2 separate regions of the Mus musculus genome follow, and region 2 is linked to region 1. Evidence: chromatin loops called from intact Hi-C (ENCODE). Cell type or tissue: gastrocnemius. All regions are shown on one strand. Each heading gives the region's core, and the rest is flanking DNA. Links, peaks and the distances in the headings are about the cores only. Region 1 has its middle 43 kb from the start of Gm26239. Region 2 holds the start of Ntn4 (netrin 4).

The links. Hi-C counts contacts between places; a loop is a spot of excess contacts. Peaks named below come from ENCODE experiments on the same cell type or tissue, not always from the same donor. Only the 100,000 strongest peaks of a DNase experiment are listed, where the experiment ranks them.
Region 2: a loop joins it to region 1, with 2.1 times the contacts of the local background. A loop is called at or near these places in 2 of 42 quality-filtered maps.

Annotation. Positions count from the first base shown.
Region 1 is chr10:93,759,983-93,768,321 of GRCm38, forward strand. No RefSeq gene overlaps it. Among named protein-coding and RNA genes, the nearest start is that of Gm26239, 43 kb to the right of the region's middle. In gastrocnemius, for the core only: a CTCF peak has its summit at 3,294 (motif pointing left); a DNase peak (open chromatin) is centred at 3,311; H3K27ac peaks cover 465 bases.
Region 2 is chr10:93,636,722-93,645,060 of GRCm38, forward strand. Ntn4 (netrin 4) reads left to right here and starts at 4,328. Exons shown (of 10, transcript NM_021320.3): 1 at 4,328-4,787; 2 at 7,750-8,279. The coding sequence starts at 4,733. In gastrocnemius, for the core only: no CTCF peak of the experiment used is centred there; DNase peaks (open chromatin) are centred at 4,238, 4,705, 5,466, 6,425 and 3 more places; H3K4me3 peaks cover 3,289 bases; H3K27ac peaks cover 3,046 bases.

The DNA of each region.
Region 1 (8,339 bases), core at 109-8,108:
AGGCTATACACACACCAGTTGGATAATTTTGAATCATTTTCAACACTATCCAGGACAGCCAGAGCTATACAGAGAAACCCTGTCTCGGGGGAAAAAAAAAAAAAGAAAGAAAGAAACAACGTTTCATTGCTATTGTAAAAGCAACATGAACTAATAATTAGCATGCAGAATATATATAAATATTAGACTATATTAATATTATGCTATATTATATAACATATAAAGTATATTTATATTAAAGAGTGTTTTGGGGGATCAGTAACTGGAATGGGAAAGGAACTTTAAGTATAGAAATAGAAGCCAAACTGGAAAGCATGCCCAACAATAGCCTCCAACTCCACAAGAAACACCTTCTTCGGGCTGGAGAGATGGCTCAGTGGTAAAGAGCACCGACTGTTCTTCCAGAGGTCCTGAGTTCAAATCCCAGCAACCATATGGTGACTCACAACCATCTGTAACAAGATCTGACGCCCTCTTCTGGAGTGTCAGAGGACAGCTACAGTGTACTTACATATAATAAATAAATAAATCTTTAAAAAAAAGAAAGAAAAGTAAAAGAAAAAGAAACACCTTCTTCGCAGGCACGCATCTGCTACCAAGGCAGATGGATCTCCATCTGTGCCACTAAATGTAGCTCTCCCAGGAATGGGACAGGCATGAGTTGGTCAACTCTCTTGTTAGCAAAGCAACTCCTAAAGGGCCCAAGAGCTACAAGTTGTCTGCATAGCATTATGAAAGAGCAAGCTGAAAGAGTCAAGTCTTTTCATAGGGAGGAGGACTCAGGCACCATAGCACCAATAAACGTGCGAGTAAAGGCTGGCCATCCTTCTAAAACAAAGAAGGTCTCTCTGAAAAGGTCATATTTAAGCTCCTAGCTACACCGTGAGACAGCAGCAGCCATGGGAATAGCTGCGAGAAAGTAGGTTCGGTAAAGAAAAGTCCCCTGAATTAGAACCAATCAAGTGTTGGAGGTCTGCGTACCAAGACCAGTGAGGCTGTGGGGTCAGAACAGGAGAGCCTCGAGGAGTTCAGCGTTTATTCCAGGTAATGACCACGGGAGGGGGGGGGGGGGGAGGCAGGCCTGACCTGAGTTACTCTTTCAAAAGATTCCCCTGGCTGATATGTGGAGAATAGGCCTAAAGTAGAAGCACAACACTTTGACAAAGGGGGTATTGAAGTGTTCCAAGTCAGAGACGCTACACAAGGCAGAGGACAGTGGCTGTGTTCTGAATAGTTCACGGGGAGCCCCACAGGGCTCGGTCGCAGACTAAATATAAACGGAGACAGAAAGGAGAATCGGGAGTGCCTTCTGTTTGGGGTTTGAACAAGTAGGAGGATGATTATATAGTTTACTTAGACGGGAGAAGGCAGCTTTAGGGATAAAAATAGTCGTCTCTTGATTTTTAAAAAGTATCTATTACTACTCTTTATGTTTCAGTTTGAAATGTGTCTTAGATGCGGAATGGAGAAGCCAAGTACTCAACAGAATATACAAGTCTGAAAGGCAAAGAGGGCCAGGCCAAAGCTAAGGCCCTATATTTGGAAGTCCAAACAAACAGATGGTGTGATGGTTTGCTGTTGCTGCATAGACAATCCTCAGTGCCTGTCTTAGTTAGGGTTTAGTTGTTGTGAACAGACACCATGACCAAGGCATCTCTTATAAAGATAACATTTAATTGGGGCTGGCTTACAGGTTCAGAGGTTCAGTCCATTATCATCAAGGTGGGAACATGGCAGCATCCAGACAGGCATGGTGCAGGAGGACCTGAGAGTTCTACATCTTCATCTGAAGACTGCTAGAAGACTGGCTTCCAGGCAGCTAGGACAAGGGTCTTATAGCCCACACCTATAATGACACACCTACTCCAATAAGGCCACACCTCTAAATAGTGCCACTCCCTGGGCCAAGCATATACAAACCTTGACAATGCCTTAAGACCACGAGAGTCTGTGCCTGCATCTGACATTGACATTCTAGCTAGGCATCTCTGTCTCTATCTGCAAGTCAAGCGAGCATCTCTATTCTGTATGGCTCCTATCCTCCTAGTTTTCCACAGTCCTTCCAGGCCAGGCCCACGGCACTGTACCAAGAGAGCAAGAGGAAGTATGGGAGATCCTATCTAAGATCATGATGCATCTTTAACTCTGCCAATAGATCACTAACTAAACTATTATACATGCCCAGTCTCAAGTCCCAAGTCCAGGGCAGGAGAAGTATGCTTTGCCAGTATCAAACCTGAATAAGAAGCAAGAGGAATGAAACCAGGGTTAACAATGGAGGCTACCACAGAGAAGATCACCAGGACAAGGATGTAGGTAAAGAGTAACTGGGCCTTGACTAAATGTCTAAGGCATGTCAGTATTTGTCCATCAACTGGGACACAAAAACCCTAGCAGAAAGTGTGCCAAGTAAGCCAGAGACTCAGCCATCCCTGTAATGCAAGCACACTGGAGGCAGAGGCAGGAGGATCAAGAGTTTGGGCCAACTGGGGATATGTAGCAAAACACTCTAAAAAGCCAAGAAGAAAAAAAAAAAAAAAGGAGATGGGAAAAAGGAGATGGGGCCTGGAGAGATGGCTCAGTGGTTAAGAACACTGGCTATCCTTCCAGAGGTCCTGAGTTCAATTCCTAGCAACCACATGGTGGCTCTCAACAATCTATAAGGGCATCTGATGCCCTCCTCTGGCACACAGGCATACATGCAGATATATCACTCATATACATACTTCATATACATACTACATATACATATACATACTTCATATACATCATATACATACTACATATACATTATACATTATACATATATACATATACATATACATATACATATACATATACATATACATATACATATACATATACATATACATATACATATACATATACATATACATATACATATACATATACATATACATATACATATACATATACATATACATATACATATACATATACATATACATATACATATACATATACATATACATATACATATACATATACATATACATATACATATACATATACATATACATATACATATACATATACATATACATATACATAATTGGAGAGAGTAACAAATAGAACTGGAGAATAAGTAAGGGAATATGAAAGGAACAGAAGAGGAGAATATTTCAAAAGGAAACTGTCTGGCTGAAGGGATGGCTCAGTGGTTAAGAGCACTGGTTTCTCTTCCAGAGAACCTGGATTCCATTCCCAGTACCCAGAATCGCTCACAAGCCTCCATGCCTGTAGATCCCTGTGATTCAATGCCCTCTCCTGGCCACCACGAGTACTGCATGCAGACAAAAAAATCCGCCACCCATAAACATCAGTTCCTTTACACTAAACAGGATGCTTGTAGTTACTGGCACCTTGCTTCCCACTTCTTGGCCCGGCTGGCTTCAGTAGATTTATGATAATGCTTTGCCCTACTCCCCAGCTCAGCATACTCACTTAGCGGGAGTAGAAGTATCATATCCCGTCTGTTGCCACATAGGAAAACATTTCTACTCACGGACAACACTCAGTGGGAAACGAAGGTCTAACCAGTTTGAGCAGCTTGGTGGTGTGAGGTTCTTCCCAGCCTTGTCCCCTGCAGCTCTGCTCCCCCGCCCCACCTTTGTATACTCTTGCAGACTTGGTCACAACCCAGCACAAATTGATGAATTTAGAACATGCTAACAGTCCTCACCAGCTGGCATAGGCTTTGTTCTTGCTCCCATGAACCTCCTCATTTCCAGCACATCTGAGGGGCTTCGCACTTAATTCAAATGTTGGTCCTACTGAATAGCTCTTTTGGTCCTTTTAGTGACTCTAGCTTGGGACTGAAATGACAAGACGTTGTGAACAAGCGATAACCACATCCACAATATGGCTCATTTTGTACCATTTCCAAGACGTCTAAAGGAAATATGCCGGTCAGGCGGTGGTGGTGCACGCCTTTAATCCCAGCACTTGGGAGGCAGAGGCAGGGAGATTTCTGAGTTCGCCGCCAGCCTGGTCTATGGAGTGAGTTCCAGAACAGCCAGGGCTATACAGAGAAACCCTGTCTTGACCCCCCCCCCACAAAAAAATTAAAAATTAAAAAAATAAAGGAAATATGCCAATATGTGTCTCATATAATGAAATCTCAGTAGTACTGTTACATAGTAATTTACTTTGGATTTCCCCCCACCCCCTACATTCTCACGCCTGAGCTTCTGAGAGATCTTCAGAAAGATGAGCAGGTAGTGTTTCTAGAATGTGAAGGTTTCTTGATGTGAGCTATAATTAAAATTGAGAAGCCATTATTAGATCTATTCTAGGATTTTCTTTGATTTCCTAGAACCATGGGTTTTTTTTTTTTCCTATAACACATACCTCTTTGGTTGCTATGTATGCTCTTTTCCTGTTGTCTGACAGTTGTCTGGCTAACTGGAAAAATGGAGGAAGTCTGGGGAGAAATAGTTTCAGTGGTCAAGTCAAACACACACATGCACGCACACACAGAATTCTGCTCTGTCTCCATTTTGCTTTTAACAAAGGATAGGATTTGGTAAAGTGGGAAGCTACTCATTCTCCCGTCTCACGCTCGCTCCGTAAATATTTGTCTCCCTGAACTCAACAGGCTCTCCTTTTCCCAAGGCTGTTGGCTGGAAGTCTTTCCCCCAGCACTGCATCTCTATCACGGAAACTATGTCCCCCTTTATCCAGTGTCTCTACTCTGCCTTTACTTTGTGGGACATCAGGCATCTTCAGGAACTGCGTTAGCCCTGGTCTTTGCCCTCTGACCATTTCATTATAGATTTTATTTGGAGTGCGATAGCCAGACGTTATTGCTGTTGCCTGGCAGGAACCAGAGTCTCTTGTCTGGCATGTCACACTGTCCTCTTCAGCCATGGCTGTGCTGAGCTGCAAAGCTTCTGCCCACTAATATCTTTGCTGCCCTCACAGTTCATTACTAACCTCCTGGTAGGCTTTCTTAGGGTTACTCTGCCATACCTCTGTCACACTGTAACTCGACATAGTGTCTCATAACTTTCCTAGAGAATCTTTTTTTTTTTTTTTAGCCAACTTAATTTTGCCTTTTGAAAACAGGGACTCATGCAGTCCAGTCTGCCCTCATATTCACTGGGTATCTTGGACTCTCGATTCTCTTACTACCCCAAACGCTGAGGTTTAGACTCATGAACCACCAAGAGAATCCTTTTAAATGAAACTCACTTATGGCCCTACAGAAACTATAGGAGGCAAAAACAATGGCTCAGAGGGTACTGAGTCCTAAACCTGGGAGTCCCACACATGCACTGTGGCATGTGCATACACACAAAACACACACATATATGTGCATACACATACAGGCATGCACACACACATGTGCACACAAATATAAATGAAGGTAATAACTTTTGAATTAACAAATTAATAAGGTATCCAGACAAATTTGCATACACACACTCAAAGCTGTCACTTACACACAATCCTTTGGGTCCCCGAGGGAGGAAATGGGCTCACCGACTCTCCCTCAGTCATACATCCCTTTATGTTATTATAGCCTTTGCTCCATGACACCAGCTCCTACTCTCCCCTGTAGATGAAACAAGAGCATGTTTACAAATACAGACATCTCAGTTCCAAAGCATACCTAAAACCCACTGAGGTTTGCCGATAAAGGAACCCAGCCTGTGGTGGTTTGAATGAGAATGGTCCTCGTGGGCTCAAATGTTTGAATACTTGGTCTCTGGCTGGTGGACCTGTTTGGGAAATTTCAGGAGGTGTGGCCTTGTTGGAAGAAGTATGTTACATGGGGTGGGCTTTTAGGCTTCAAAAGACTCAAACCATTCCCCCTAACACACCCCCTTGTCCACGCCCCCCCACACACACACTCTTTGCCTCCTGCCTATAGATCAAGATGTAAGCTCTCAGCTGTGGCTGCCATGCCTTTGTTCCTTCAACGTACATCAATTAACAGTCTATTAGTTGCCTTGGTCATGGTGTCTTGTCACAGCAATAGAAAGTAACCAAGAAAAGCCAGGGAGCGGTGGTGCACGCCTTTGATCCCTTCATTTGGGAAGCCGAGGCAGACGGATCTCTGAGTTCAAGGTCAACCTGGTCTACAGAGAAAAGCAACTAAGACAGAACCCGTGACCTGTGCCCACGTAAAAGTCAGACACTGAACAAGTACTGAGCGCCTCGTGTCTAAGACTAAGGAGTTCCTGGCATTGGCGGCTATCACCACCAGTCCTGACAGGTATCCCTGACAGGTTGATTACATCATCTGCTTTTCTCGGCTCTCACTGCCCTCCAGTAGCTATGGTGCAACACTGGGCAATTATGGACAGATGAGTAGAGTAAGCCTTGGCCACCAAAGGACCCAAAGCAGATGCAGTCCAGCCTCCTCCAGCCTCCAAAAAAAAAGGCCCAGAGTACACAGTGTCTTTACGGTATGGTGATTACTGTGTGTTCCCCATCTTTGCTTCATTACCTCATGTCTGCTGCTTTGACCATAAACACAGACTAAATGCCAAGACACAGAGTACCGTCACCAGGAAACGCAGCTTCTTGCGCCAGACCCACCTTTGGGCTTTTGGACCTGTTTGCTGTATTTGTTTAAAGATGGCAGGGGAAAGGTACACATGGTATCATGCTTGTGTGTGTTCTCTTTGGCGATGTCTTAAAACCCAGGAACCAGGGCCAGCCTGTCTTCCTTATTATAGCGACCTGGCTCGACCATCCACTCCTGATCTCAGCCCCGGTGAAAGCACATCTCTTCTTCTGCCTCCATCCCTCTGCCCGAGATCCTGTGAGCTAAGTGGCAAAATGCAGTATTCAAGAAACATGCAAAGCACAGATTTCTCTTCTTTATGATTCTATTCACAGAGGTGGGGGGACGAGTGTTGATTATCTTAACCTGCGCATAACTTGTGGCACAAAAAGATCCTCATCAAACAATCCTCCCTTAATAGTCCTCCCCTTTGCCATTGTAAACTAAGGCCTGACCTTCGAGCACTAATACCCAGACAATACAACGTTTGTGCACTATTTAATTAGCTTATTCCTTTTGTTAATGTACATTCCTGTGGTTGGTCTACTCTCCGCTCAACCTGAAATCAAAACTGCATGGGATTAAAACATTGTTTTTACCAATACATCCATTTTCTTTTTTTTGCTCCATTAAAAAAATACTTTAACTCCTAGCCAATGTCTCTTAGTGTTTAGAGGTTACATCATAAAAATAATGAATTTGTTAAGTCCTAGAAAAGTGTGAGAACACTAAGTCTTTGTGTAAATGTTTGGCACGGCAGAGGGGTTGGGTTAAGAAGAAGAAGAAGAAGAAGAAGAAGAAGAACGTGAAAGATCCAGCTGTCATCTTTATATCTAATCCCCATTATCAAGTGATTCTTATCAAACTGGGAAGTGTTCATCTGGCACCAAAAGCCACACTGGCAGTGCTAATTCAATAAATCAGAGAGGCTATCCCCTGTCATCTACAGGCTCGGATGGGAAAGAGAGAAACAGTGGCTTTCATAAATCCTGAGTTCCTAGCCAAAGGCCTTTCAGAGCCCTTGGCTGACTAATCAGCTGTCTGGGATTGGGAAAGCAAAGGCCGGTGATGGAGCTGAGGAGGGAGTTCTCTACTTAGCCTGAAAGGGGGATCGAAGTGTCTAACTTAATTCCCTACGTAGTTACCTAACAGTTGTTGTATCTGTTTTACCCATGATAAAATTAAGACCAAACAGAACTAGGAAACTTGCTCATATATCATACAAGGAGATATGTTGTGAGTAGACCGCAAACTACCCTCCCCCCAACCCGCCATCCCCTACCCCCTCACTCCCTACCCCCCCCACCTTCACCCCCCAGCAATATCCACGACTTAAAACAGGATCAGAGAGCTCTGCCTGCCCCTACTGATGATTCCATTCCGGTCTCATAGGTTGCCTGGCATGGGGTTATGTCACACAGAGAGCCAGGTCAGCTGATGAAGGCAAACTATCCAATGATATAACAAATGTTATTGAGCAGCTATGATGTGCCAGTTATTATACTAGGTGCTAGAGTAATATAGAAGTAAAAAATAAGTACACCCCCCCATCCCTGCCGGTCTGCATTAAACTGTAGAGAGATGGACAAGTAAATTCACTCAGCTGTCAATCAATGATAGGCGCAGAGAGTCAAAGGGAACGCGATATGGGAGGGGCAATTTCATAGGGATGGCCAGGGAGTCTTCTCCGAGGAAAAGACTGGAACAGAGACTGAAGGACTGAGAAGAAGGAGAAGAAAGTGGGCAGAGTAAACACCACGGCATGAACAGAAGCAGGATGCTCCATACGTTGTGGGAAGTATTT
Region 2 (8,339 bases), core at 340-8,339, 120 kb before region 1:
GAATTGCTGGTGTGCTTTCAAAGGCCTCCCTCCTTCCCTCCCTCCCTCCCCTCCCCCCTCCCCCCTCCCCCATCCCTGGGAATGAGCAGCTGTAGCTAGGAAACTCTTGAAATAAGAAACAGCACCATTGGAAAGAGGCTTAGATTCAAGCTTGAGGAAATTCCCGAGGTGGTGTTCCTAAGGGGCAGCCGAATGGCAGAGGCCTGGTAAAAACCAGAATGGGAGATGATTTCAGTGGGAACACTTTATCCGACCTTCTTCACACAAGGTTGTACCCACAGAAGACGGACAAGCAATGCAATCCTGATCTAGGAACCCAGGTTCTTGAGCCAATGAGCTCATTGGATGTGTACATATTTATGATCTAAGTTTGGTGATGATATCCCCCCCCCCGACACTATCTCTTTGTACAATTCTTTGTGGGTTGCAATATGCACACATTCATTCAAGAGGGGCAAAAGAGGTGATGTTTCTTGTTCCTTGAAGAAAGAATATCAGATACCATGATAATAAGTCTCTTTCCAAAGTCCCCCGTTCTGTTGGTGATATAGAATAAGTGTCACATAAGTATACTGGCCCTATTCAGGAAGCAGATATATATTTTTCTATTAGGATAATAAGCTTGTTTTAAATATCCTGACTTTTTTTATCTTTTACCTTTTGTGTGTGTGTGTGTGTGTGTGAAAGAGAGAGAGAGAGAGAGAGAGAGAGAGAGAGTAGGAACCCCAGATCACCCTCTCCACCTCCTCAGTGCTAAGCACGGTCTCAACGCTCAGCATCTTCTTGGTAAAACACGGGTTCTGAGGGTGAAGCCCAGGTCCTCATTGCTTCGAAGGCTAGCACTTTTTAGACAGAGCTATCTCTCCCAACTATTTTTTAATTTAGAAATGTGACCCTGAGGATCTTTTTTTTTCTTTTTTAAACTTAATACTGTTTGAATGTTTCCTATATGTATTCAAGCACTAAATCTTAACAGCCTGTAAGAAATCAATACATACAAAAAGTTTATTCTGACTCCAAGCTATGTTAGCCAGTGTTACAAAGCTGCAGGTGTGTTCTTAGGCTACGTAAATACAAGCCCTAGACTCAAAGGACACTGTAAGTTTTATTTTATTTTATTCTAATTGATCACACTTACTTATATGTGTACTGTGCAATTGGAGTATATCTGAAAAGGGATGAAGAAGAGTTTTTCAAAGCACTTGGAGAAGGTGCTTAAATAGAGCAATCAAACCTGGGTTCAACGTCTCAGAGACCTAACAGGTGGTCCGTGCTTTCATCCCAGCACTCAGAAGACTAAGGCAAGAAACACTGAGTTTGGGGTCAGCCTGGGCTACATCAATAGCAGGTTTCAGGCCAGGCCAACCTGGGCTATTTAATGAGACCTTGTCTCAACTCTTGCGCACACACACACACACACACACACACACACACACACACACACACACACATTAAAAGAAAGAACTGGTATTTACTCTGTATAGCTGCAAATGTCTATAAAGAAAGTAAGTGCCACAGTTAAATAAAACCAGTGCTGAAATCGAAGCGATGCTTTTGATTCTTTTGTTTATTGGGATGCTCAGAAGAAAACCTGTGTGACCAATGGGCAGAGTTTTCACGGTGAATGAAGGGCTCCGGGTAGGGTGAGAGTTGGGGCCCAGGGTCCCATCTGGTTCTGAACATCTTTCGGTCATTAGACTTTGCGCTGGGTTTTTAGAGATCTCTTCATAGCTTTGTGGTGCTTTGTCTCTGTGCTAACAGGCCTTGGGCTGCTGGAAGATTTTTGTTTTGGAAGGATGGATACTGCTGCCAATGTTTTTTGTCTTTACGTCTGCTGTTTCACCATCCTCTTGCTTCTAGGCTGCCACAGTTTATCCCTTCTTCTGAGCAGGATCCTGTTCCGCTTGGGCTTGTTCTCCTCATACACTGAGCCCCAGAAAAGCACCCTGCACAGTCACACTGAAATTGGAGGAGAAACTTAAATATGGCCCAGAGGCGCTTGGGAATGAGGTCTTTGGTGTATAGACCTTTTGCCTTTCTGATGTAGATATATATTAGCGGTCCTGTCAACATCCTTCCAAGTCGTCAGGAATGTTCTACATTAAATTTGTGGATTTGTGGCTTTGGAAAACCTGCTATTGAAATCCTGCAATTTCTCCAACCCTCCCTGTAATCCATGACACCTCGAAAGTTCTGAGTCAGTTCTTGACATTTTCATAACACGAAGTCATAATGAGCAATGTCCCCACCCCGGAACACATTTTCCTCACATTGGCCAACTCTCTTGGGTCCTTTCTTCAAAATGAAAATATAATTTGTAAGAACGTATACTAGATATGCACTTAAAAAAAAAAAAGACAGGATCTCATGTAGACCTAGCTAGCCTCATGCTTGCTTTGTAGCCAAGGCTGGCCTTGAAAACATGAGCTTCTTGCCTCTACCAATGGCTAAGGTTACAGGCGGAAACCACCACATTGCGCCCAGACAACATTTATTCGAATGCTCATTACCGTTTCTCTTGAGCTAGTCCACACTTAAAGTATTGCTGTGGAGATCCCACATTCCTCTAGAATCCTGGGAATCGTTCTTATTTCGCCGCTTTTCTTCTCAGTCTCTATTCTTAGCATATAACAATAGTTTTGAGATAACTGTCAAAACATTTATTGCATGTCTGACAAGTGTTTTCAGTTAAGAATAACGAGCAATGTAAGAAAAAAACCACATAATTGTGTCTTGCATAGTCTAAGTGTCTAGCTGCCATTTAAGGATCTTGCTGCTTTATTAAAGGAGCGACAAACCAGTTACAAAGCGATCAGGGGAGTACCCAGCAAATGCTTCTGAAATTCATAATCAGGCATGGATTAGCCCTGCCTCAACTTAATATATTGTCTCAGAGATTAATAGTAAATACTGTCTTTCTCTTCCTTTTTCTTGGCCTGTAGGCTAGTGTTTAGGCTGGGAGCCTTAGCCTGTTACGATCCCCTGTCGTTCATTTAATAAAAAGAACAGTTGGGAGAAGCATTTTAGCAACTGCATCAGAAGCATCACCTGTGAGAGCCAACGGAGGCTCCAGCGTGGCCAGTATTTGAAAGCTCAGAGTTTGTTTTCGAAAGCTGGTGACGGTTCTCATGTCGCCTGCCACTTCCAGTACTGGCCAAAATAATAATTTTAACGCCTCCCAGTGGATTATGCTAACCTCAACTCAGTTCCTTTAGAGAGATAGAAACCTATATGTCTCCAGCTCGGTCATTATAAATAATATCTACGTGTGCCCCCAAAGCTCTAATTGGCCCCATCTGTATTTCTGACAATTTATAATAACTGAATGGTATCTGCAAAGCAGTTAACTTTCTGGAAAATACTCAAAGACACACACTGAATGCTGCAATACAGAATTGCCTTCGACTCAACGTTTGCCAATTTCTTTGCATGTGTAAGCAGAACTATATTTTCAGAGAAGTTACAGAAGTCCCAGGCTGAAGTGCTATTTAATCTCCTTTCATAAACACCAGCCCTGAGCTACAATTAGCTGCTTGTGGTTGCTGCTAAATTGCTCCCCATAAGATATTTCATAACTTTATGGTTCCCCTGCTCACCATACTATGAAGAATGTGTGAATGCACCTAGGACCCAGGCATTCTTATGTCGATGCTCCAGACATAGATGTTCTTAAACAGTTGATTCCCTGATCATGGATCCTGGTCTTTCAGGCCGTGTGAGAACATCTTTTACACCAAACGGGTACACCTTCGACTCCTTTGGGCTGCACCCCCCAAAAAGGTAGCAGAGACTTAAAGGACCCTTGGCACTTGGTGCGCGTTCACTGGCAGTACCCTAGGCAGAATTGGGGGTCTGGGGTGGTCCTAACCCAGACCGTGGGACTCGCAGAGAATGGGTGCTGTGGAGTGGTGTTGGGGGAGGGGGGAAGGCTTGTTTTGCTGGGTGATTTTTTGGAAAGTAGTCGCTCGCCTGTTTCGCGGGTTTTTAAGCCCCTTGGCATGCCCTGACCTGATCCGGAGGGAGTCAACTGCTCTCAGGAATGTTCCTGGAGAAGGTGGGAGACTGTTTCCCAGGCGAGGCCCTTGGGTGCTGGAGGGCACCCGCGAGGTCAGGCAGGGAGATGCGCGCAGCGGGGGCTGCAGACACCCCCTCCCCCTGGGCGGCGGCGGCGGCGACAATGACCGGACCCGCGCGTCTGCACCGCCCGGCTGTCAAGCGCGGGGGGCGGGCGGGAGGAAGGGGTGGAGGTGCGAGGGGAGGAGGAGGGCTGGCACCGGAGCGCCGCGGTGTCGGTGCAATAAAAATGCATCCCATGGAACTGCCCATGGAGAAGGACGGGACCGAGCCTCGGCGGCCACAGAAGGTGGGAAAAGCGGAGGAGGACAGCCGGGAGGCGGCGGCGGCCGGGAAGTGAAAGGTCTCGCAAAGTTCAGCGTCGGCTGCGGGCGCCGAGCCCTGGGCGAGCGGCGCACCCGCCCTCAGGGCCGCTCAGCCGGCAGCGGCCAGGCCGGCTATGATCCCGGGGCTCCCGCCGCTGCTGAGCTGCCCGGGCCCCGCCAGGCCGGTGCGCGACGGTCACCCCGCCGCCTGGCGCGGCCCCGGCCCGCGGCTCTGTGCCCACGGTGCCCACTGAGCGAGCCTGGCGCTCCGGGAGGAGGAAGAACCACAGAGCCCCCGGTGCTCCCGAGGACCACTGCCGCTTCATCCCACCCGCTCCCGCAGCTGCCCGGCCATGGGGAGCTGCGCACGGCTGCTGCTGCTCTGGGGCTGCTCCGCGGTGGCCGCAGGTGGGTGGTGACGCGGCCGGGCCCCCACCCCTCTTCCCTTGCTCCTGCCCCTCCACCCAAGCTCGGGGGCTGGGGGATATAGGGGATCCCGGACCGGGAGCCCAGAGCTCGGCTATTGAGGATGAAGCCAGTGGCCATGTTCCGTCTCCTTTGCCCGCGACTCCGCAGTTTCAAACACTATTGATTTTTTTTTTTTCTCCTGCAACTGAGATACACATGTCCTTGAATAACCAGATATCCTGGGTACGCCCTGCAGAAGATACAGAGAGATCAATGTTTCTTTCTGGGTTTGGCTTGGGGGGGAAAACTGCCTCTGCACTTGGTGAGGGGGAACAAAGGACCCAGCTCGCCATCCCCGGGCTCTCCATGGCCTGAGGAGTGACGAGGAGGGGTGGCCCAGAGACCCTGGGCGTGCGTGGGCCGAGACCGATCTCTCACTTAGAGAGATCGCCACCTTCCCGGATCTCATTCTGTGTACTTGAGAGCCAGGTAGGGCCACCTGGGGTGAGGGTGAGCGCCCTCTTCCCGGGGCGTTGGCTGCAACGCTGTAGAACTCGGAACTGGGACCATGGGGGGTGATCACTCAGGTGGTGATTGCCCGGAGCTGGCTGACTGCCCCTGGGGAATCGGTACCCTGGCCGAAGCTCTGCAGGAGGTCGGAGGCGGGTCTGTTCCTTGGCTCAGTAACTGGGTTACGGGCAACGGGCAGATGCCCCTCTCCCCTCCCGCTACGGTCCTGTCTCTCTTGGACTGTCTTTAGGCCACCGGTTCCAGGCTTGCTGTGTCTGAGTCCCCGGGAGCCTCCTCTTTCTCTTCTCCCCCTCCCTTCTCGCAGGCCACCTGGTTTTCAGCTAGGTTAAGTACAGCACAGTGGGGTAGTGGGGAAAAATTGTGAGGGTCTGATTTCATCCCCCACCCCAAACCCCTCAGACGGACTTGACTTGCTCCTGAAAGAGACGTGTGGGTTAGAGGAACCGACTGGAAGGTTCCAAGCCCTGGGGCAGGCATCTCTTCAGTTGGTCTGCTTCCATTCTTTTCCCCAGAGCTGCCAGCAACTAAGTCCAGGCTTAAGAGGCTGCGTCCTCTATCAGGGTGCAGCCTGTGTTTGCACTGATAACTACTTCTTATCAAAATTATTAGTGGGTGGAAACTTTTAAATTATTCATTATTTTTTTTTACCCCCAAGGATCTGTCAAACCGCTCACGGTTAAAAGATCTCTCTTGAATTCTTCCTGATCGCACTTCGTATGATGCACTACAAGTCCACACTCCCCCTACTTTTCATAAACCTTTCCCTTTTCAAGTCATGCTATGGCAAACAAAACAAAACAAAAAGCCAAAAACAAGCAAGCAAGCAAGCAAGCAAGCAAGCAAACAAACAAACAAACAAAAAAACCCAACCACCACCACGGGAGCAATCAAGAGGTTGGGAATAAAGAGCACTGGGGGAATGTTGCAAGTCAAAGATACTTGTACAGGCAGTGTGAGACTTTCCCCCTGAAACGCTTCACAGGTGAGTCATAGGACCGTGTTTGTGTGTTTCTGGCCACAGGCAGCTGCTGCGCCCGCTAATCAGAACAATGGCAAACAGAGGCCCCGGCTTGCTGCACATTTTCATTTGACGTGGAATTAAAAAAGAAAAGAAAAATAATGCCCGAGGAAACCTCTTATTTTGGCTGCAAGGCTGTGTGAGGTGGTGATTGTCAGAGTGTGAAATCTCTCCTTCCCAGCCAAAGCTGTCATTTGGCCTTATCCAGTGCCCCTGTGATAACACTTCAGAGGTTCTGTCTCTTAAACAGAAACACCCAATTAGCCAGAATTGGGGGGTTTGGGTTTTCTTTTTCCTTCTTTTCCTCTGTGTTTTAATTTTTCTTAAATGGACAATTCTTTGCTTACGGTATTCATAATTAACACGACAAACCCAAATTAAAGGATTATGACAAGTAGTCAGAACGCGAATGAGTGGGTGCTGTTTGTCACTCTAAGTGCTTTCGAAGCATTAAGGTGGGTTAGGGGTTTGGAAGGCAGAGCTTGCTACTTTAAAGGGTGTTTCGTTCATGACAGTTGTTAGTGGTGCCGTTGGCGTGCCAGACTGGCAGTGTTCTCCAGCTAAGCAAACAGATAAGTACTCTATACCACAGTCTGTCATAGGAAGAAGCACTTAAGAGGCCAAAAGCAGGTACAATAAGCTTTCCTGTCGTTTGGTAGTTTGAAGAGTTGGGTCCCCCCCCCACTCGTAGCTATATTTAGTTAATATTAGGCATGGATATCACATATTTCAGAACCAGTGGTTTCTAGCTTTGCCACCTGAAAAGAAGTCCTATTGCATATTTTTTTTAAAGATTCATTTATTTATTATATGTAAGTACACTGTAGCTGTCTTCAGACAATCCAGAAGAGGGAGTCAGATCTTGTTATGGATGGTTGTGAGCCACCATGTGGTTGCTGGGATTTGAACTCCGAACCTTCGGAAGAGCAGTCGGGTGCTCTTACCCACTGAGCCATCTCACCAGCCCTATTGCATATTTTTAAACCATTTTGTGATTATGATTTTCCTAGAGAACTACCTTTTTACTGGATACACACACACACACACACACACACACACACACACATACACACATACACACACCTAAACCTAAAAGCAGCCAGGTAGATGAAACCTTAGGAACAATACCCAAGGTATTCTGGCTTCCTCGTGCACACACCCATGTGCACACTCACACATTCATTTGCACTCGTGAACACATTATCATCTATCGAGCACACACACACTTGTGTATATGAACCTATTTGAATGCACGATAGCATTCATGGTCCCGTTTGCTAAATTCTTCTCATTATAGAAAGGCCCAGGGTCTTTGGATGATACCTTGACTGTTGTAGATGTTTCAGCTATGCAGAAGAGCACCCCCATTTCCCGTGGGTTTGTCTTGAGTGACATATACTTTCCCCTCCTCAGGCTTGAATGGAGTAGCCGGAGCGAACTCCCGCTGTGAGAAAGCATGCAACCCTCGCATGGGAAACTTGGCTTTGGGAAGAAAGCTCCGGGCAGACACAATGTGTGGCCAGAACGCCACCGAACTCTTCTGCTTCTACAGTGAGAATGCTGACCTCACTTGCCGGCAGCCCAAGTGTGATAAATGCAACGCTGCCCATTCTCACCTGGCTCACCCACCCTCTGCCATGGCAGACTCATCCTTCAGGTTTCCCCGGACATGGTGGCAGTCTGCAGAGGATGTGCACAGGGAAAAGATTCAGCTAGACCTGGAAGCAGAATTCTACTTCACTCACCTAATTATGGTGTTCAAGTCTCCCAGGCCTGCAGCCATGGTGCTGGACCGGTCCCAGGACTTTGGGAAGACCTGGAAGCCTTACAAGTACTTTGCAACAAACTGCTCGGCTACTTTTGGCCTGGAAGATGATGTTGTCAAGAAGGGAGCTATTTGCACGTCTAGATACTCAAATCCTTTCCCGTGCACCGGAGGAGAGGTAAGAGCACGTGTTTAACTCTGCACCATAAGGAAAATGAGGTAGAAAAATGTTACCAGC